Linked DNA regions of Homo sapiens: region 2 is linked to region 1. The links are chromatin loops, found by intact Hi-C in ENCODE. Cell type or tissue: endothelial cell of umbilical vein. All regions are shown on one strand. Each heading gives the region's core, and the rest is flanking DNA. Links, peaks and the distances in the headings are about the cores only.

Region 1 (10,275 bases), core at 1,619-9,618:
GGAGGCCGAGGCGGGTGGATCACCTGAGGTCAGGAGTTTGAGAGCAGCCTGGCCAACATGGCGAAACCCCGTCTCTGCTAAAAATGCAAAAATTAGCCAGGCATGGTGGTGGGCACCCATAGTCCCAGCTACTCAAAAGGCTGAGGCAACAGAATTGCTTTAACCTGGGAGGCGGAAGTTGCAGTGAGCCGAGATCCTGCCACTGCACTCCAGCCTGGGTGACAGACTGAGACTCATCTCAAAAAAAAAAAAAAACAACCAAGGTTTCATCACAGTCCCTGGCTGTGCTGAGCACAGAATACATGTGAGTGATTGTTTTTGTTCCAAGTGCCATCCAGGTTTTCCTTTCTTATAAACAGCCATCAGTATCAACCACCCTTCTCCTCCCCTCACACCCAAGAGCTGTCCGCACCTATGGTCTCCTCTGCTCCGCCCAGCTTCCACCCCTACCACACCACAAAAAACCTTTCTCTCCAAAATCACCCATCACCTATCTTCCTTCCAGAGGCATCTGACCGCCCCTGCCACTCCCTCGTTTAAAAAATGCTCTCTGGCTGGGCGCAGTGGCTCACACCTGTAATCCCAGCACTTGGGGAGGCCAAGGCAGGCAAATCACTTCAGCCCTGGAGTTGGAGACCAACCTGGGCTACATCGTGAGACCCTGTCTCTACAAAAAAATACAAAAATTAACTGACTGTGGTAGCACGTGCCTGTAGTCCCAGCTACTCAGGAGGCTGAGGTGGGAGGATGGTTGAGCCCAGGAGTTCAAGGCTGCAGTGAGCTGTGATTGCACCACTGCACTCCAGCCTGGGCAACAGAGTGACACCCTGTTTAAAAAGAAAAAAAAAAGCTCTCAACTTTCCTGACACTGCTCCCTCCTGGTGTCCCTCTTAGCTCTTCAATCACTCCTACCCCTGGCATAACTGTTTCTTACCCCCTGAGCTGTGAGTCTTCAGTGGGGTCCTCTCACTGTATACCCTCTCCCTAGGTGGGCTCCACACCGCTGGTATCCAGCACCATCCGTGCCGTGATGCCCCATCACTCTCCTGAGCTCCAGACCTGAGTATCCCGAAGGATTCTGCTCTCCCCTACTCAGGATCATGCCACCATCCCCCATCACCCTCGGAGTAAAATTCTCGCCCCTGCAGCACCAGGGCCCTGCTCATCTTGGCCACTCCTCTCTCCTACGCTCTGAGCTCTCTCACCATCCTCCTGCCCCACCATCCCTACTCGAAACCACTCACCTCCCTCCTACCCTCTCCACACACTGTCCATCCTCCCTGGCAAACTCCTATTCATCTGCAGGAACCTGCTAAGACTGCCCCTCCTCCTGGAACCCTTTCCCACACCTGAGGCTCCATCCAGCCCCTCAGCCTCCTCCAGGGGAGCACACGTGACACCAGATGGAGTTTCCTGTTGCCCCGCTGGCCTGTTTCACCAGACCGTGAGTTCACAGAGGAGCAGCGACTGAGGCTCTGTGTTCATTCATTCATCAGATGTTTATCGATGCCCGTGGCACAGCAAACAAGACCGTGCCAAGCAGGTGGTGGAGTGGTGAGCGAGATACCCTGGGAACCTAGCATGTGGTGGGAAGAGGGCCCAGCAACCTGGCCACGGCACGGCAGGTGCTGAGGTCCGGGCTGGGGACGGCAAGTCCTTGGGAGCCACCGGCGGTGAACTGGGCCTCATCAGCTGCATCTCCAGCTGTCTCCCTACCTTTGAGCTGAAGGCCTTGGGGAGCCTTCCAGTCATTCTGTGCCCTGGCTCAGGCTCTGCATAAACACAAGAACCCCCTCTTTATTTATTTGTTTGTTTATTTATTTATTTTGCAACAGAGTCTCGCTCTGTCACCCAGGCTGGAGTGCAGTGGCACAATCTCAGCTCACTGCAACCTCTGCCTCCCGGGTTCAAGCGATTCTCCTGCCTCAGCCTCCTGAGTAGCTGGGGCTACAGGCACCCACCACCATGCCCAGCTCAGTTTTTTTGTATTTTTAGTAGAGATTGGGTTTCACCATGTTTTCCAGGCTGGTCTTGAACTCCTAACCTCAGGTGATCCACCTTGGCCTCCCAAAGTGCTGGGATTACAGGCGTGAGCCACAGCACCTGCCCCCCTGCCACCCTTTAAAGAAAGGATTCTCTTGGATCTCAGGGATAGAGTGGCATGAAGGAGCCACTCCCAGGCTCCTGGGGGTTGACCAAGGCCTTCTGCTTAAGTAGGGTGTTCTTTTTAGGAACAGGGAGACCTTGTGTTTACTAGGAAATTCTGTTTTATTTTTAACTTTTTCCTTTGAGATAATTACAGACTCACAGGAGGCTACACACACAGCATAGGGAATCTCCCTCACCTACTTCTCCCCGTGGCGACACCTTGTGTAACTGTCGTTCAGAATGGAAACCAGGAAATCAACACAGAAACCAAACTATTAATGAGACTACAGATCACACTGCGCGTTCATTTTTCACACGCATTTCTTTGCACGTGTGTGTGTGCACGTGGGCTTCTGTGTCTCTTTATCTCATGTGTAGAATCGTGTAATCACCGCCACATCCAGTGCAAAGCTGATTCGTCACCACAGAGCAGCTCCCTCCTGCCACCCCATCCCTGGGTCCCAAGAGAACCCTTTCTTAAAAGAGGGAGTTCTTGACGGGTGTGGTGGCTCATGCCTGTAATCCTTGCACTTTGGGAGGCCAAGGAGGGTGGATCATTTGAGGTCAGGAGTTTGAGACCAGACTGGCCAACATGGTGAAACCCTGTCTTTACTAAAAATACAAAAAAATGAGCGGGGCATGGTGGTGGGTGCCTATAGCCCCAGCTACTCAGGAGGCTGAGGCAGGAGAATCGCTTGAACCCAGGAGGCAGAGGTTGCAGTGAGCCGAGATTGAGCCACTGCACTCCAGCCGGGGCTAAAGAGTGAGACTCTGTCTCAAAAAAAAAAAAAAGAAAAAGAAAAAAAGAAAAAAAAATAAAATAAATAAATAAATAAAATAAATTTAAAAATTTAAAAATAAAGAGGGGGTTCTTGTGTTGATGCCGAGCCTGAACCAAGGCAGAGGAGGCCGGGAAGGCTTCCCAAGGCCTTCAGCTCAAAGCAGGGAGGCCCATAGTTAAACAGAAACAGTTCAGGAATCACAGAAAGGCACCTGGGGAGAGATGGGTGTGTGGCTCCAGATGCAGGTGCCCAGACAGTGCGTCCCCAGGTGTACAGACAGACCCAGGCCAAGCTCCAGCTCAAAGAGCCAGCCTAGGGGGGTGCCGAGGTGGAGGGAGGCTGAGTCAGGCTGAGGCCGGGGAACAGTTGGGGTAGCCAAGGGAGGCAAGCAGCCTCCTGAGTCACCACGTGGTCCAGGTACGGGGCTGCCCAGGCCCAGAGACGGACACAAGCACTGGGGAATTTAAGGGGCTAGGGGAGGGGCTGAGGAGGGTAGGCCCTCCCCCAAATGAGGATGGAACCCCCCCAACTCCAGAACCCCCCTGCAGGCTGGCCAGAATCCTTCCCCATCTCATTCACTCTGTCTCTCCTGCTCTCTGCCGTCTCCTATTTTGAATTTCCAACCCCGTCTGTTAAGACTGTCCTTCTGTCTCTGAATCTCTGTCCCCTTCTCTTTCTGGGTCTCTCTCCCTCTCCCTCTGGGTCTCTGTCCCCCTCTCTGGGTCTCTGTCACTCTCTCTTTGCATCTCCAGCTCTCACTTTGTCTCTGCACCTAGCAGATCCCAAGCTGGGGAATGCCAGTTCTGGCACCAACCTTCCTGCTCCCTGCTGGGGCCTCTGCTCCCCCATCTCTCAGGAGTCGAAAGTGAGAAAGCAAGGTGGGCAGCTCTGCTCCAGGTCCAGGTATCTCCCGCCCACCTCCTGCCCGTCCTCTATCCCACCCCTCCTCTCCATCTCTCCCTGGCGCTGCCATCTCTCATCTAGGCCTCCGTCTCCTCTGTCATTGTCCCCATCCCCTGTAGGTGCCCATCCTTCCCGTCTCCCCTCTGCCATCGGCCTGCCTGTCCCATCCTCTTTCTCCCACCATGTCCCGTTCTCTTCCACGTCTCATGCCCGCACTGCCTTCATCATCATCGCTGTTGTTCTGTGTGTGTTTGTGGTGAGTGCCGCATGGTGGGGGCGTCTCGGCCTCTCTCCTCTCTCTCCACTGTTTTCTCTTTCTGTGTGTCTGTTTCCATTCTATCTCCACCTTCTTCCCTCCGTCTTTTGCTTTTCTATCTCCACTTCTCCACACCCCTCTCTCCCTGCGTCTCTGTGTCTCCCTCTTCCTCTGTCTTGTTTTTTTCCCACCGTCTGCCTCTTCTGTTCCCTGTCACATCCAACTTCCACCGGTTTCTCCAGCTCTCTCCTCAGTTCCTTCTCTCATGAGCACACCTGCCTCTGTGCTCGTATTCCTGGACTCCTCTCTCTCCACTGTCATATCTTCTCATTCATTTTCCCAGTCTCTCTCTGTCTCTTGCTCTCCCCCTCTCTGTCACTCTGTCTCTGTCTCTCTCTTTCTCTCTCTCTCTCTGTGTCTCTCTGTCTGGCTCTCTCTCTGTCTCTCTCTCCATCTCTCTCTCTCTCTCCCCCCCGTCACCCTGTCTCTGTCTCTCTCTGTCTGTGTGTCTCTCTGTCTTTCTCTCTCTCCATCTCTCTCTGTCTCTCTCTCTCTCTCTCTCTCTCTCCCTCTCTCCCTCCTCCCGTGACTCCCTCTCTCAGTCCATCTCTTCCTCCCTCTCTCAGCCCCTTCGTGCCCTTTCCTCTGACACTCCCCACCCTGGTTTCCTGACTCCACCACTAGATCCACCACCTCCAGCAACTGGGAACCCTCCCCTGCCCACCCTGCCCTGGGGTCCCCTCCCAGGATTCCTTCTAGATTATAGCATCTTCCCTGGGCGGGTTCTCATGAACAATTGTGGCTGCTTTTTTGGCCAGACAGGGGAGGGAGGGGATGGGATCAGGGAGTCCTGGAATGGGAACTAGGCAATAAAAAAAAAAAAATGTCAGAAGCAGGGCGGCGGGAGGTGGGGGCAGGGCCAGCTGTCCTTACCAGGGATAAAAGGCTTTGCCAGTGTGACTAGGAAGAGAGACACCTCCCCTCCTTCCTTCATCAAGACATCAAGGAGGGACCTGTGCCCTGCTCCACATCCTCCCACCTGCCGCCCGCAGAGCCTGCAGGCCCCGCCCCCCTCGTCTCTGGTCCCTACCTCTCTGCTGTGTCTTCATGTCCCTGAGGGTCTTGGGCTCTGGGTAAGTGCCCCTTGCTGTCTCTGCCTCTCAGCCCCCGGTTCTGTTGAAGGTTCCTTCTCTCTCACTTTTTCTCTGCATTTGACAGGACCTGGCCCTCAGCCCCTAAAATGTTCCTCCTGCTGACAGCACTTCAAGTCCTGGCTATAGGTAAGAGAACGGTTGGGTATGACACAAGGGGGTCCCCTGGAGACTCTGAGAAGAGATGGGGATGGGTCCTTGGGGCCCCTGGATGCTCATGGTGACCTCATAAGAAAGAGCAGGGAGTGGTTTGGGGGTCATGGTGGGGGAACGTGCTGGAGGCCTAAATTCCTAGTTGTGGAGGTGCTAGGGAATTGTGGGGCCGGGGAGAGAGGTGTTTATAAGGTCTGGTGCAAAATACATAAGGAATCTTAGGGAACTATTAGGTCCTGAGTGGGTCATAGCAGAAAGATCACGGGGCTCTACCTGACTGTGTTAGGAAAGAAACAATGTCAGAAAGATGTTTTGTTGTCAGAGGGAAGGTGGAGAAGGATGATGGGATGGCGGGATCGTGGCATGGGGTGGCGGGATCGTGGCATGGGTGTGTGAGGTGGATGGGGGCAAGTGTGGGGCAAGAGATGGCGGATCCTTGGGGTCCCACTGAGTGGGAACGTTGGGGAGGAGACAGGGAGGTCCTTGAATGTGTTGGGGAAGGACTCATTGGGGGGAAATGTGGCATATTTCGAGAAGTGATCACAGAAATTATGGGAGCATAGAGCTAAGGGTCGTAGATGTAGCAAGGCCCTGGATAAGGTGGCCACGGCACAAAATAAGAGATGCTACGGAGGTGACTTGGGAGGTGAGTCAGAAAGCTCTCCGTGCTGGGGCAATAACGGGGTCAATATTGGGCATGTCTCACCCTGGGTGGGACAGATAGAGGCGGGCAGTTTAGGGGTTAGACCAAAAGGAAGGGGATTTGTCAGTTTTGGAATCCTACAAACTTGTGGAGTGGAGAGTGTTTGCTCATCTACTTTCCCCACCCAATCCTGTCCACTCCTAGCCATGACACAGAGCCAAGAGGATGAGAACAAGATAATTGGTGGCCATACGTGCACCCGGAGCTCCCAGCCGTGGCAGGCGGCCCTGCTGGCGGGTCCCAGGCGCCGCTTCCTCTGCGGAGGCGCCCTGCTTTCAGGCCAGTGGGTCATCACTGCTGCTCACTGCGGCCGCCCGTAAGTGACCCCCTCCCCTGTCCCTGTACCTAGTGAATTCCAGAGTCTAAAGCCCTAGAGCTGAGCTGAGAACCTGGATCTCTGTATAGAACCCAATGTAGTGGCTGGCTCCTGGTTTGAGGTCTAGAGAAGAGCCTGGAACAAAAACACAGCTCGGGATGTGGGCTCCTCCATAAATCTCGAACTCAGCATAGGTTCTGAAAGCAGATGGGCAGCTTGGAACCCATGGACCTGCTGAGAACCGAACATCTGATCCAGTGATTCTTCCAGAGGCCACACATTACATCGAGACCAAGCTTAGCCCATTCCAGATTGGTGGCTGAATTCAGGACCCCGTCTACATTCAGAAACTCAGGACACTACGTAGAACTCAGAGCCCAGTTCAGGACCTGCAGTCTAGCCATAAATCCAGAACTAGAACGCTGCTCACAGCTGGAACATACAACTCTAAGAATAGAGGCAAAACCTGGAGGCTGTTTCACACCCAAGGTTTAGTTCAGAGTCTAGTCTATAGCTCCGCTATGAGCAGACTTCAACCCAGTGTTTGAATCCCAGAATGTGGCGGGTGCGGTGGCTCATGCCTATAATCCTAGCACTTTGGGATGCTGAGGCAGGCAGATCACCTGAGGTCAGGAGTTCGAGACCAGCCTGAGCAACATAGAGAAACCCTGTCTCTACTAAAAATGCAAAATTAGCCAGGCATGGTGGCACATGCCTGTAATCCCAGCCACTCGGGAGGCTGAGGCAGGAGAATCACTTGAACCTGGGAGGCGGAGGTTGCAGTGAGTCAAGATCGCACCATTGCACTCCAGGCTAGGCAACAAGAGCGAAACTCCATATCAATCAATCAATCAATAAATCCCAGAATGCAGATCCTAATCAGAAGCCCCATATAAAACCTAGACCCCTCCTAAATTCTAGATCTGAACTTACAACCCAGACCCCAGCCAAGAGGTCAAAATGCCTATAAGCCATATCTATGCCATAAACAGGTCAGTCTAGAACCTAGAGATCAAAGCTCAGGCCAGAGTCTAGAATATAAAGGCCAGAATGCAAACCAGACTCTAGAATCTTGGATCCGGGCCATAACCTAGAGCTCCAACTAGAACCCAGAGCCCAACCTGAGGTCAAGGGCTAGGGCCAGAGTCCAGAACCAAGAGCCCTATAATCCAATATGAAACAGACCTGTAGAGGCTGGGTGCGGTGGCTCACGCCTGTAATCCCAGCACTTTGGGAGGCTGAGGCGGGAGAATCACTTGAACTGGGAGTTGGAGGTCGAGAGTGAGCTGAGATCGTGCCACTGCACTCCAGCCTAGGTGACAGAGCGAGACTCCATCACAAAAAAAAAATAAATAAATAAATCAAGTCATAATCCAGGTTCGATCTAGAATCCTGATCTTAGCATAGAGTCAAAAGTTTAAGATGTCTAGAACTCAGAACCCAGGCTAGAAACAGAATGGTGCCTACTCCGGAATATCAGTTCCGATTTAGAGCCTAGACTCATAACGCAGTTTCGCTTAGGACTCAATGCACCGAGCCCAGCACAGACCCTGGCACGGAGCCAAGCTCTCCCAATCATCACCTTCTTCCCAAGCCAGGAGCTGGAGCCCAGCCCAAGAGCGGAAGGAGAGGCAGCTGGGGCTGGGCCGAGAGAATGCCCTGGCCATGGGGAAGGGCACAGGAGGCCAAGAATGCTCGGCCTGCAGTTAGTGAGAAGCAGGCTAGACCTCGGGGAAGACTCGTCACCCGGCCAGGGAACCGGGCTGGAGGGTGGGGAGGAGTCTCTGGCTCAGACCCTGAGCAGCGCTTCTCTTGGGGGTCGTGGCCAGGATCCTTCAGGTTGCCCTGGGCAAGCACAACCTGAGGAGGTGGGAGGCCACCCAGCAGGTGCTGCGCGTGGTTCGTCAGGTGACGCACCCCAACTACAACTCCCGGACCCACGACAACGACCTCATGCTGCTGCAGCTACAGCAGCCCGCACGGATCGGGAGGGCAGTCAGGCCCATTGAGGTCACCCAGGCCTGTGCCAGCCCCGGGACCTCCTGCCGAGTGTCAGGCTGGGGAACTATATCCAGCCCCATCGGTGAGGACTCCTGCGTCTTGGAAAGCAGGGGACTGGGCCTGGGCTCCTGGGTCTCCAGGAGGTGGAGCTGGGGGGACTGGGGCTCCTGGGTCTGAGGGAGGAGGGGCTGGGCCTGGACTCCTGGGTCTGAGGGAGGAGGGGGCTGAGGCCTGGACTCCTGGGTCTCAAGGAGGAGGAGCTGGGCCTGGACTCATACGTCTGAGGGAGGAGGGGCTGGAGCCTGGACTCCTGGGTCTCAAGGAGGAGGGGCTGGGCCTGGACTTCTGGGTCTGAGGGAGGAGGGGCTGGGGACCTGGACTCCCGGGTCTGAGGGAGGAGGGACTGGGGGTCTGGACTCCTGGGTCTGAGGGAGGAGGGGCTGGGGGCCTGGACTCCTGGGTCTGAGGGAGGAGGTGCTGGGGCTGGACTCCTGGGTCGGAAGGAGGAGGGGCTGGGGGCCTGGACCCTTGGGTCTTATGGGAGGGTAGACCCAGTTATAACCCTGCAGTGTCCCCCAGCCAGGTACCCCGCCTCTCTGCAATGCGTGAACATCAACATCTCCCCGGATGAGGTGTGCCAGAAGGCCTATCCTAGAACCATCACGCCTGGCATGGTCTGTGCAGGAGTTCCCCAGGGCGGGAAGGACTCTTGTCAGGTAAGGCCCAGGATGGGAGCTGTGGTAGGGATTATTTGGGACTGGGATTTAAGCAAATGATGTCAGGAGCATGGAAGTCTGCAGAGGTCTTCAGAAGAGAGTGAACCGCAGGCACAGAGAGATTCCGATAGCCAGGCCACCCTGCTTCCTAGCCCTGTGCCCCCTGGGTAATGGACTCAGAGCATTCATGCCTCAGTTTCCTCATCTGTCAGGTGGGAGTAACCCTCTTAGGGTAGTTGGTGGAATGGGATGAGGCAGGTTGGGGAAAGATCGCAGAGTGGCCTCTGCTCATATGGGTCTGGGAAAGGCTGTGCTGAGGCTTCTAGAAATCTTAATGCATCCTTGAGGGAGGCAGAGATGGGGAAATAGAAAAAGAGAGACACACAAATGTTCTACAGTTGGAGCGAACAGAGAGGGGCCTGGTGAGATTCAAGGGACAGGCAGGTGCACACAGAGACAGAGCCAGACCCAGCGGAGAGGGAAGGAAGTGCCCCGACCTCCGGGGCTGAGACCTCAGAGCTGGGGCAGGACTGTGTCCCTAACTGTCCACCAGTGTCTCTGCCTGTCTCCCTGTGTCTGCTTCTCGGGTTCTCTGTGCCATGGTGGCTCTGGCTACCTGTCCATCAGTGTCTCCATTTCTGTTCCTCCCCCTCAGGGTGACTCTGGGGGACCCCTGGTGTGCAGAGGACAGCTCCAGGGCCTCGTGTCTTGGGGAATGGAGCGCTGCGCCCTGCCTGGCTACCCCGGTGTCTACACCAACCTGTGCAAGTACAGAAGCTGGATTGAGGAAACGATGCGGGACAAATGATGGTCTTCACGGTGGGATGGACCTCGTCAGCTGCCCAGGCCCTCCTCTCTCTACTCAGGACCCAGGAGTCCAGGCCCCAGCCCCTCCTCCCTCAGACCCAGGAGTCCAGGCCCCCAGCCCCTCCTCCCTCAGACCCGGGAGTCCAGGCCCCCAGCCCCTCCTCCCTCAGACCCAGGAGTCCAGGCCCCAGCCCCTCCTCCCTCAGACCCGGGAGTCCAGGCCCCCAGCCCCTCCTCCCTCAGACCCAGGAGTCCAGGCCCCAGTCCCTCCTCCCTCAGACCCAGGAGTCCAGGCCCCCAGCCCCTCCTCCCTCAGACCCAGGAATCCAGGCCCAGCCC
Region 2 (10,275 bases), core at 875-8,874, 72 kb before region 1:
CCCGTCTCTACTAAAAATACAAAAAAATTAGCTGGGTGTGGTGGCGGGCACCTGTAGTCCCAGCTACTCGGGAGGCTGAGGCAGAATGGTGTGAACCCAGGAGGCAGAGCTTGCAGTGAGCCGAGATCACACCACTGCACTCCAGCCTGGGCGACAAAGACTCCATCTCAAAAAAAAAAAAAACACAAAAAAACCCCATAATTGTTTCCCTCCAATATTACAGCATGTTTTTTGTTTGTTTGTTTGTTTTTCACTTTCAAAGGGAAAAAATGCATTGACTTCTGTTGTCTGGGAAATCTGAGGGGTAGACCTGGTTTTAAATGTGACTGGATTTCAGGGTCAGATGATAGAAAGGCCCATCTCGCTACTTGGTTTTGGCTCTTGTTTTTGTTTGTTGTTGCTGCTGTGGTTGTTCATTTATTCTCCCTGGTTTTTGTTCTCAGGCTCATAAAGGTAGGAGCTCTGATGTCCACTTTGCAGATAAGGACACTGAGGCACACAGAGATCAAGTAATTCTCCTTCTGAGACAGAGTCCATGGACTTCCCACTGCCCCATGACACTTGGTTATGTCTGTGCAACCAACTCAACAGTCTCTGCCATGGTTAGGGCGCCCCCTGCTGCTCACCCAGAGAGTTGCAGGGATCACTGCACCAATCTTCTCCACCCTCTTTGACCCCCAAATGCTTCCTGACACCTGACTCCCACCCATTCAGAGACTAACCTATGTCAAGATTTACAATCTCACCGAACAGGAATGATAACTACAGGAAGTAGTTATTATTTAATGTTATTAGTAATGTTATTGCTATTGTTAATGTCATTATTATTATTTCTCCATTTCACTTCCATCTTCTCTGGAAGCTGATTCGGGGCTCCTGCCTCTCACCTTTTCTATCCACTTCTTATCCCTTCCCCCAGGAGGTTGTAGACAAAGATTAGTGCTGATGCATCGTGCAACTCCATGGCTCCCCCTGGTGGTGTGATGCATTTGGGGGTGATGGGGTTTGCTCACACAGCGCTGCAAGGACGCGGGTAGGGACCTGTCAGAAATCTACCTTGTGTATAGCTCCTCAAAGATCCCAGGTTAACATTCCTTGTGATCTTCAAGCCTGAAAGACAGGAAGGAGTCACTGTTCATTAGTGTCCACTCTGGCTGTGCCAGGCAAAACTTTGCCCTGGGAGGAACTGTGACGTTTTGCTCTCTTGATAAGAAGGTACAAAGCTGAGCTCCAGAAAGAGATTAAAGGCTTTGGGGGGCTGCTCCCGAAGCTGCCTCCTGCCCCTAGGTGAGCACTGGGTGCTACCACTCCTGACTGGAGAGACAGGGTTTCAGACAAGATTCTCAAAGTCATGGGGGATCCTGGATGAGATGGGCCAGGTATAGTTCTGGGGTTTGCTTGAGAGAATGAAAGTGAGTCCCTGAAGGTCGAGGTGCCCTCCAAGCCTACACCCCCCTCCTGAGAGCAGGGTCCTCATGAGGGTCTCATTGCATGAGACAGTCAGGGTCATGCCACGGACTCTGTCTGAATGAAGCCACTTCTGCCATATTCATCCTGACTGTTCAGACCAGGCATCACTGGCCGTGCACAGTCTAGATGGAGGGAGGGACATGTTTCTGCAGGGACTTGGCACAATGCTGTGTCTAAAAGGAGTGCTCCATGTTGGTGCAGCCAAATAGAGCTGATGAGATGCTCTCTGTGGCCGTGGTTGCTGGTTTCTTCTCAGTATTCATTCCCTCTTTTTCCTTAGTAATAAGGACCTCAGACACAAGAGCCTAGCTAAGAAGGATTCCACGTTTTACGTTCTCCACTTGCTTCTGAAGTTAAGCATCACAACAGCCCTATGAAGAGGAAACATTTCATATCTTCATTTTACAGGTGTAGAAAGAGGCTTAGGGGAGGGAGGCAACTTAACTGAGATCACATGGGAAGTAAGTGGCAGTGCTTGGTTCAAACCAGGCAGTGTTGCCAGGAATCCTTTCTATCCTCAAACGACCTGCACAGCCTTTAATCCAGCAGTCCTGAGTAGTTAGGGAGCAATTCACAAGACTGCCCTCACTTCTGATGCCAGCTGCACATTGGGGAGTCCCTGACCACATTCAGTTTTGATAGTTCACTAGTAGGACTCAGAACTCACTGAAAGCTGTTATCCTCATGTGATGTCTCATTACAGCAAAAGGATACAGATTAAAGTCAGCCAAGGTGAGAAGAGCATGGGGCAGGGTCCAGGGAATTCCGAATGGGGAGTTTCCAGTTGTCCCCTCCCAGTAGAATCATAGACTGTGGTAATTCCTCCTGACATGACATGTGACAACATGCATAGAGCATTGCCAACCAGGGACACTCACCTGAGCCTTGATGTCCTGGTGTGGCTTTGTCACATAGATGTGGATAACTGTCTACATGGCTGACCTTAGTTTCAGCTGCTCCACAGATAGAGCTGATACCAGTGACCCAAAGTCCTATCGTTAGTTATATTATTAGACTATTTGGTGAAGTCCAAGGCTTTCAGGTAAACAAAGACACTCTAATCAGGTGAGACATTCCAGGGACTTAGAGGTTCCCTCCCAGTAGCTGAGAGCAAAGGCCAGGCCTCTTTTTGGCAGGGTTCAGCTCTTTGCCACACAAGTCCACCTCTGGGACTCACCACGGATCTGCAAATGGGACTAGGCCAGAGACATCCTGGGCCAGCCTGCAGCCAGGTTGGTCTGGGTTGGAATCAGCTCCAGCTCTTGAGCTCTGTGGACTTGGGAGCTGCCCTCACTACTCAGAACTGATGCACTCAAATGTGAAATAGGGACCCCAGTCCTCACTTCTCAGATTAGAAATGGTCAGTGTGCCTTTGCTGAGGTCTGCTTTTGTGTAAATAGGGGACTACTTAAAACCAATTATTTTTTAAATTGATGTTCAGTTTATTAAGTGTTCAAACCCCTTGACCCTTCAAATTCCACTCATTGATTTCTTTCTTCTTTTCTTGTAAACTTACTATAGTCACTGTCACTCTCTTTTACTGAAATTGAACAGACTGTGCTCCCTTAAACAGAGAGTTTGATTTAAAGAGTCAGTTATACATTCCATACATTCTTTTTTCTTTATAGCCCTTCAGCTGCCTACTGGGGCAAGTTCACAACCCAGCAAGATCCTCACAAATTCTCGGACAGCTCTTGGAAATCTAATCTACTGAGCTTATAAATACATCAACACTTAGATTCTTCCAGTGTTCCAGGTGTGTTCACAGAGTTTATCAAACTCTTCCACATCTTTCACCTGAAAAAAATAATCACACTTCTAAAATCACCTTTACATCTCCTTCTGGAAACACTTTAGTGGTGTGTTAGATTTCCTAATGCACAGGCTATGGCGCCCATTGTGTGGAAGCTGGGGTTGAAGCGTGAAGGATTTCTGATCTCCATACAGCTGTTTACAGGTCAGAGGCTTGGAACCAAGACCCAGGATCCAGAGGCTTCAGCTGCTCAGGGCGGTTGCCCCCAGGCCCTGAGACTGGCTCAATCCTTCTGTGTCAGTTGCAGTCATGAAGTCCTAATCCTCTCCTCCGAGCCTCATTGTTTTCCATCTATAAAATGGATCAATAGTGGAACCAATCACATGAGTTGTTCTGGGAATTCAACAAATGTGGGGACAGGCACAGAGCTTAGAACAGTGTCTGGCACACAGTAGGCCCCATGTGTTTGCTTTTACTCCAATGATTTTATTACGAGGTAAAGGGCTACCATGGGGCTGGCCCCTAGTAGGTCCCTGATCATGGCAGGTGCTCTTATTATGGTTATTGTTGTTGGCACAGCTGCCTTGCCTGGGGCAGGTCTAGGGGTCAGCTCAGGGTGCACAGTGGGGAACCTCTTGGCTGGAGGAGGACCTCATGAGGTGGTACCCAGGACCCCAAAGGGTCAGAAACACAGCCTCAGGCCTCCTTCCCTGTCTCTGCAGATGGGCCTGACTATCTGCTGCTGAGGGGCAATCCTGATGCCTTCAATGGCATCGTGACGGCTGAGATCGGCTCCCAGGTGGAAATGGAGTGTGTCTCCTATTCTTTCCCAGATCTCAAGTACTGCTGGATCCACAACAGCTCCTTCCTAAACTTCTCATATGCAAAGTTGTATCTCTTGAGTCTGGCCTGGTAGCAGATGGGCACTTACCAATGCACTGTGGAAAACCCCGTGACACAGCTGATCATGTACATGGACGTCAGGATCCAGGCCCCCCGTGAGTGCAGCAGCTCCCGTCCAGGCTCATGCTCTGCACATCTCCCTGCCTCCATGCCCTGCTAGGCAGTGCCCACCCTCAGGAGTGCCACCTCCACCCTGCCATGACATGCTCACAACCTCTGGGTGAAATCTCCCAGTCCTCTCAGGTCTGGGTCCAAAGATGCCTCCTCTATGAATCCTCTGGAGTCCTCAGATCAGAGTCAGGGTGAGTCACAGGGGGATAAGGGGGATAAGAGTGGTGGACATTAGCTGTGCACTTACCATGTGCCCACCACCATTCTAACCTGCTTGACCCTCACTGTCTCTCTATGGAGAAAGTGAATGTGATTAGCCTCACCTCCACTTTACAGGTGAGAAAACTAAGCCCCATGGAGTTTGAGTATTTTATTTAAGGCTTCAGTGCTAACCCACAGAAGAGGTGGGATTCAAGCCCGGGCAGGCCGAACCCACAGCCTGTGGCCTCAACTGTTCCCCTCAGCTCCCTCCAAGATGAGGAATTAGAAAGATGCAGGGATGGGACGGGATTTTGTCATAGCTCCATGACCATGACAAATCTCTACTCCCCACAAATTTCACCAAGCTCTTGGCTTGATTCTTGGGCCTCTAATAACAAAAGATAAACAAGCTGCTCTCCCTGCCCCCAGGGGTAATAATAACTAACCTAATTTCCAGAGTTGATGGCACGTCTTATGGCATGACATAACAGTGTGAAATAAATTATTATTATTAACTCCATCATTGTTGTTACTTACCCCTGGTAATTGCGCCAACAGTGTCAACTCCTTCCTCAGCTTCACCCGGCCTCTTTCCCCCACACAATGGCGTCTGCCTCCTGTGCCCTTGGAAATCTTTAAAAGTATGAGGATGTTGAGGACTCTCAGTGGAGAGGTGAAGACCGCAGACCATCTCCTCTACCTCCTAGGGTCCCACATGGGGAGGGCTTGGGCTTGGACTTGGCAGGAAGTTGGGCCCCTTCACCTCTCTACCCAGGACTCTCCCGTGTTTCTTATGGACCTGAGATGTGACTTCTTCCCTGATTTCTCCCCATAGGGCAAATCAGGCTGCATGTCCTCAGACCCGAGGACAAGACCAGAGGGGCAAGCAGGTGAGGAGAAGGTGATGGAGAAGGGCTGGGGTCTCCATAGGGCCTGTGAGGCTGGAAAGGGTCCAGGGTCCCTCTGGAGGGGACCAGCAAGAGAGGGACCCAGCCCAGTCACACCAAGGTCCGGAGATGGGGGCTCCTGGCGGAGGTCTGCAGACCCAACCAGGGCCCTGGGGATGAAATCATGGGCAGCATGGCCATTGGAAGCTCTATCTGCTGATCAGAGCTATGCAGGCTGGGGCAGGCCATGCGCAGAGCTGGGCTGTAATTTCAGGCGCCTCCTTTCTCAGCTCCTGTGTGTCCAGGTTCTCGGATTCCTTCACCAGAGGCCATGGAGTCAACGGAGATGCTGCAAACTTATGGCTAAGGGGTGCCCAGTCAGTGGTTGCTTCACTCAGTGCTGGGTGCCGGGTGAGAGAAGAGACCTCAGAATCAGGCAGGGATTAAATTCCAGTCCTGCCCTGAGTACCTGAGCGACCTGAACGCAGCCCCCGTGAGGCTCCCGCACCTCGATGCACCATGGAACGATCAAGTCAGCATGATTAGCACATCCATCAGCTCAAATTTTTATCTTTTTTTTTTTTTTTTGGTGACAACATTTAAACTCCTCTCTTTTAGCTATTTTGAATTATTCAGTACATTACTCTGTCATTGGAAACAACACAGATGAACTTAGAGGATGTTATGTTGAGTGAAATAAGCCAGGCACAGAGAGACAAACACGTTACAATCTCACTATATTCGGAATCTAAAGTAGTCATCCTTAGAGAAGTACAGAGGAGAATGGTGGGTACCAGAGGCCAGGGCGGGGAGTGTGGACCGATTGGATGGGGAAAGGGAGAGTTTGGTCATCAGGCATGCATTTTCAGTTAGACAAGAGGAATAAGTTCTGATGTCTTGTTGCACAGCATTGAGGGCTGCTAATTCTACTGGAATCAGCCTCAGACTCCTTTGCTGGAGGGGTCGTGAACCCTCAAACAAGCCCGAGCCTCTGCATTTTCTTACTTGGGGATCTTGATCTCTGAGTACTCATTGTTGGTGGCTTCTTGTCCTGATAGGTCCTGAGGCTCCCCCTTATGAAAGCTGAGGGGTGCATACTGGATCTCTCTTTCCTCCCCTGAGGAGTGGGCAGCCAGGCCATGGTGTCGGGGGTTATCATCTGCCCAGGACTCAGTCAGGTTACCCTGAATGGAGAGAGAGAAGAGAGTCAGAGCAGAGCAGTGGAAATAGGATAAGGCAGGGAGAGTCACAAGTTGTTTGATCGGTTGGTTGGTTCGGATATATTCCTCTGTATAGAATTAAACTTCATGAGTTCCTGCCTCTATCCCACGTTCATTTTATAGAAATCTCCTTCATTTATACTTTCCTGCAATATTTAACACTTATTGAGCAACTTGTTTGGTGTTTATTAATCTTATTAACTTCCCGCAACAACTCCATGAAGAAAGTAGCGTACCCAAACTCCCTGTTATGCCGGGACCCAATCCAGTCCCTTCCTTCTGACCCCAAAGCCTGGAGTCCTGCTGGGGCCCTCTGTGTGTGAAGCCCTGATCCGGGTGCTGGATGGACTGTGGTGGACACAGTAGGTGTTGGCCCTGACCTCCTGAAACTCACTTTTTAATTGAGGGAATTTGGCAAAAATGACTGTCAAACAAACGAATATCTATGTGTGAATTATAAGATGGGCAGGAAGAGGCTAAGTGAGAGAGAATTACAGGGCCTTGATTTGGATGGGGCACCTGCTCTTAGGAAGCTCACAGTTCGGTGGTATGGGGAGGACAACTCAGTCAAAGAAATTATATCCTCTGATAAGAAGTATAACTGCTCCCCAAAATGTCCATACCCTAATCCCCTGAAACCTGTGAATCTGTTACGTTACATTGCTAAAGGGACTTTACAGATGGAGCTAGGTTAAGGATATTGACATGGGGAGGTTATCCTGGATTATTTGGGTGGGCCCAGTGGAATGACAGGAGTCCTTACAAGTGAAAGGAGGAGGGCTTAGAGAGATTGGAAGATGCCAGGCTACTTGCCTTGCAAACAGAGGAAGGGACTTGAGCCAAGGAATGCAGGTGCCTCTAGAAGCCAGAAAGGGTGAGAAATTGCATCCTCCCCTGGAGCCTCCAGAAGGAACCAGCCCTGCCTGCCAATGCCTTGATTTTGGCCCAGTGACACCCATTTTGGGGTTGTGACCTTCAGAACTTTAATCCATGTGTGTTGTTGGAAGCCAGGAAATGCATGGTAATTTGTCACAGCAGCCACAGGAAACTAATACAGACTCACACAGCAGAGAGTGACAGAGGCTGCCTGGGAGGGTCCTCCTTCATCGCAGCCCTTCCCTGCTGCTCCCCTGTGCAGAAGATGCTCCATGGAACTGTCAGTGATTTTGCTTGCCAGATTCTCTCTTGATTACTCAAATTAATATTCACACACATACCAAGTCTAAGCACTGCTACTATCAAGGTCACTGTGACTACCACTTAAGTGGCTGAGTCTAAATGTCCACCTTGCAGTCTTCTCCTTCCTGGACTTTTCAGCAGCAGAGGACCCAGCTGCTCACCTTCCCTACACAGAAGGCCTTCTTGACTCAACTATAGGACATCATGCTTTTCTGGGTCCACCTCACCTTCTTGGCAACCTCTTTGCCAATTGCTTCAGGTCTCCCTGACCTTAAATATCAGAGCAGCCCCGGGTTCTTTTCTTCTTTACCTTTGCCTTGTGATCTTATCCACTGTGTTGGCTTCATGCCATCAATAGGCTAATGACTCCCAAATCTGTACCCCCAGCCCACTCCTTTCTCCTGACTATAGTCTTTGATCCAGTGGTATAATTCAAACCCCCGCGTTCTTGTCCAAAGACACACAAAACTCAACCTATTCAATCTGAACTCCTCCTTTTCTTTCCCAAATCCATTTCTTCTGCAATCTTCTCAGCCTCAATGATTGGCACCTCCATTCTTCCCACTGCTCAGGGCAAAAATCTGGAAGTAATTCTTGCTCCCTTTCTGTGGCTCACATTCTAATTCCAATTCATTAACAAATCCCAGTAGGTTCCACTGCAGAATTCATCTGGGAGACAGTCATGTCTACCACTGCTGCTATCTTGGTTCCAGCCAACACCACCTTCTGCCTGGGATGTTCACCAGCCTCCTGTCTACCTCCTATGCTCTCTCCTTCCCCTGCCACACACACGGTCTCTTCTGCACACAGTGGCCAGAGGAATCCCATGAAAATGAAAGTTGATCATGTTCTTCTGGTCTACAGCTATACCACCCTGAACGGACCCAATCTCGTCTGATCATGTCCTTCTGCTCAAAACTCTCCAAATGCTCACAGTAGCCTGTGCAGTCAGACACAATTCACATAGGCTCAACTCCTCCAAAGTCATTTCCTGCTCTCAGTCCTGCCTCCCTCTGTCTAATCACACAGATGTCCCATGGCTCCTCTCCTTTCCTCTTCCTGTGCCTGGGCCTTGCTTTGCTCCTCCCTCTGCCTGGAAGGCTCTTCAATCACACAATAAATGTCAGATCTGAGCCTCCTTCTGTTCCTACTGAAACTATTCCCAAATACGGAGGAAGACTGACTCTTCCCTAACTCATTCTATGAGGCCAGTATCATCCTGATACCAAAATCTGGCGAAGACACAACAAAAGAAGAAAACTTCGGGCCAATATCCTTGATGAACATTGATGCAAAAATCCTCAACAAAATACTTGCAAACTGAATCCATCAGCACATCAGAAGGTTAATCCAATATGATCAAGTCGGCTTCATGTTGGTTCAACATACACAAATCAATAAATGTGATTCACCACACAAACAGAACTAAAGACAAAAACACATGATTATCTCAATAGATGCAGAAAAGGCTTTTGATAAAATTCAGCATCGCTTCGTGTTAAAAACTCTCAGTAAACTAGGTATTAAAGGAACATATCTCAAAATAATAAGAGCTATCTATGGTGAACGCAGAGCCAACATCATATTGAATATGGAAAAGCTGAAAGCATTCCCCTTGAAAGCCAGCACAAGACAAGGATGCCCTCTCTCACCACTCCTGTTTAACGTAGTATTGGAAATTCTGGCCAGAGCAATCAGGCAAGAGAAAGAAATAAAGAGCATCCAAATAGGAAGAGAGGAATTTAAACTATCCCTCTTTGCAGATGCATGATTCTATATCTAGAAAACCTCGTAGTCCCAGCCCAAAAGCTTCTTAAATGATAAATAACTTCAGCAAAGTTTCAGGATACAAAATCAATATAGAAAAATCACTAGTATTTCTATACATCAGGAACTACCAAGCCAAGAGTCACATTAGGAACACAATCCCATTCACAATTGCCACAAAAAGAATAAAATTTTTAGAAATACAGCTAACCAGGGAGGTGAAAGAACTCTACAATGAGAATTACAAAACACTGCTCAAATAAATCAAAGGTGACACAAATGGAAAAACATACTATGCTCATGGATAAAAAGAATCAAAATCATTAAAATGGCCATACTGCCCAAAGAAATTTATACATTCAATGCTATTTCTATCAAACTACCAATGAGATTCTTCACAGAACTAGAAAAAACAATTTTAAAATTCATATGAAACCAAAAAAGTGCCCAAATAGCCAAGGCAATCCTAAGCAAAAAGAAAACCTGGAGGCATCACGTTACCCAAATTTAAACTATATTACAAGTCTACAGTAACCAAAACAGCATGGTAGTGGTACAAAAACAGACACATAGACCAATGGAACGGAATAGAGAGCCCAGAAATAAAGCCACACACCTACAACAATTTGATCTTCAACAAAGCTGACAAAAAAAAGCAATGGGGAAAGGACTCCTGATTCAATAAATGGTGCTGGGATAACTGTCTAGCCACATGCAGAAGATTGAGTGGGACTGCTTCCTTATACCACATATAAAAATCAACTCGAGATGGGTTAAAAACTTA

Evidence for each region. Hi-C counts contacts between places; a loop is a spot of excess contacts. Peaks named below come from ENCODE experiments on the same cell type or tissue, not always from the same donor. Only the 100,000 strongest peaks of a DNase experiment are listed, where the experiment ranks them.
Region 2: it touches region 1 in a loop (12-fold over the local background); 4 of 110 quality-filtered maps call a loop at or near these places.

Annotation. Positions count from the first base shown.
Region 1 is chr19:51,077,669-51,087,943 of GRCh38, reverse strand. It overlaps KLK14 (kallikrein related peptidase 14), which reads left to right and starts at 5,057. Exons shown (of 6, transcript NM_001369775.2): 1 at 5,057-5,222; 2 at 5,308-5,369; 3 at 6,241-6,412; 4 at 8,242-8,495; 5 at 8,993-9,129; 6 at 9,785-10,047. The coding sequence starts at 5,330. The coding sequence ends at 9,937. RefSeq lists a silencer at 1,058-1,352. In endothelial cell of umbilical vein, for the core only: no CTCF peak of the experiment used is centred there; no DNase peak of the experiment used is centred there.
Region 2 is chr19:51,149,297-51,159,571 of GRCh38, reverse strand. It overlaps SIGLEC7 (sialic acid binding Ig like lectin 7), which reads right to left. Exons shown (of 7, transcript NM_014385.4): 7 at 6,046-6,509. The coding sequence ends at 6,327. LOC101928517 (a long non-coding RNA gene) reads left to right here. Exons shown (of 5, transcript NR_110732.1): 3 at 3,099-3,226; 4 at 5,274-5,328; 5 at 5,616-6,649. Among named protein-coding and RNA genes, the nearest start is that of SIGLEC7, 12 kb to the right of the region's middle. RefSeq lists a silencer at 1,829-2,027. In endothelial cell of umbilical vein, for the core only: no CTCF peak of the experiment used is centred there; no DNase peak of the experiment used is centred there.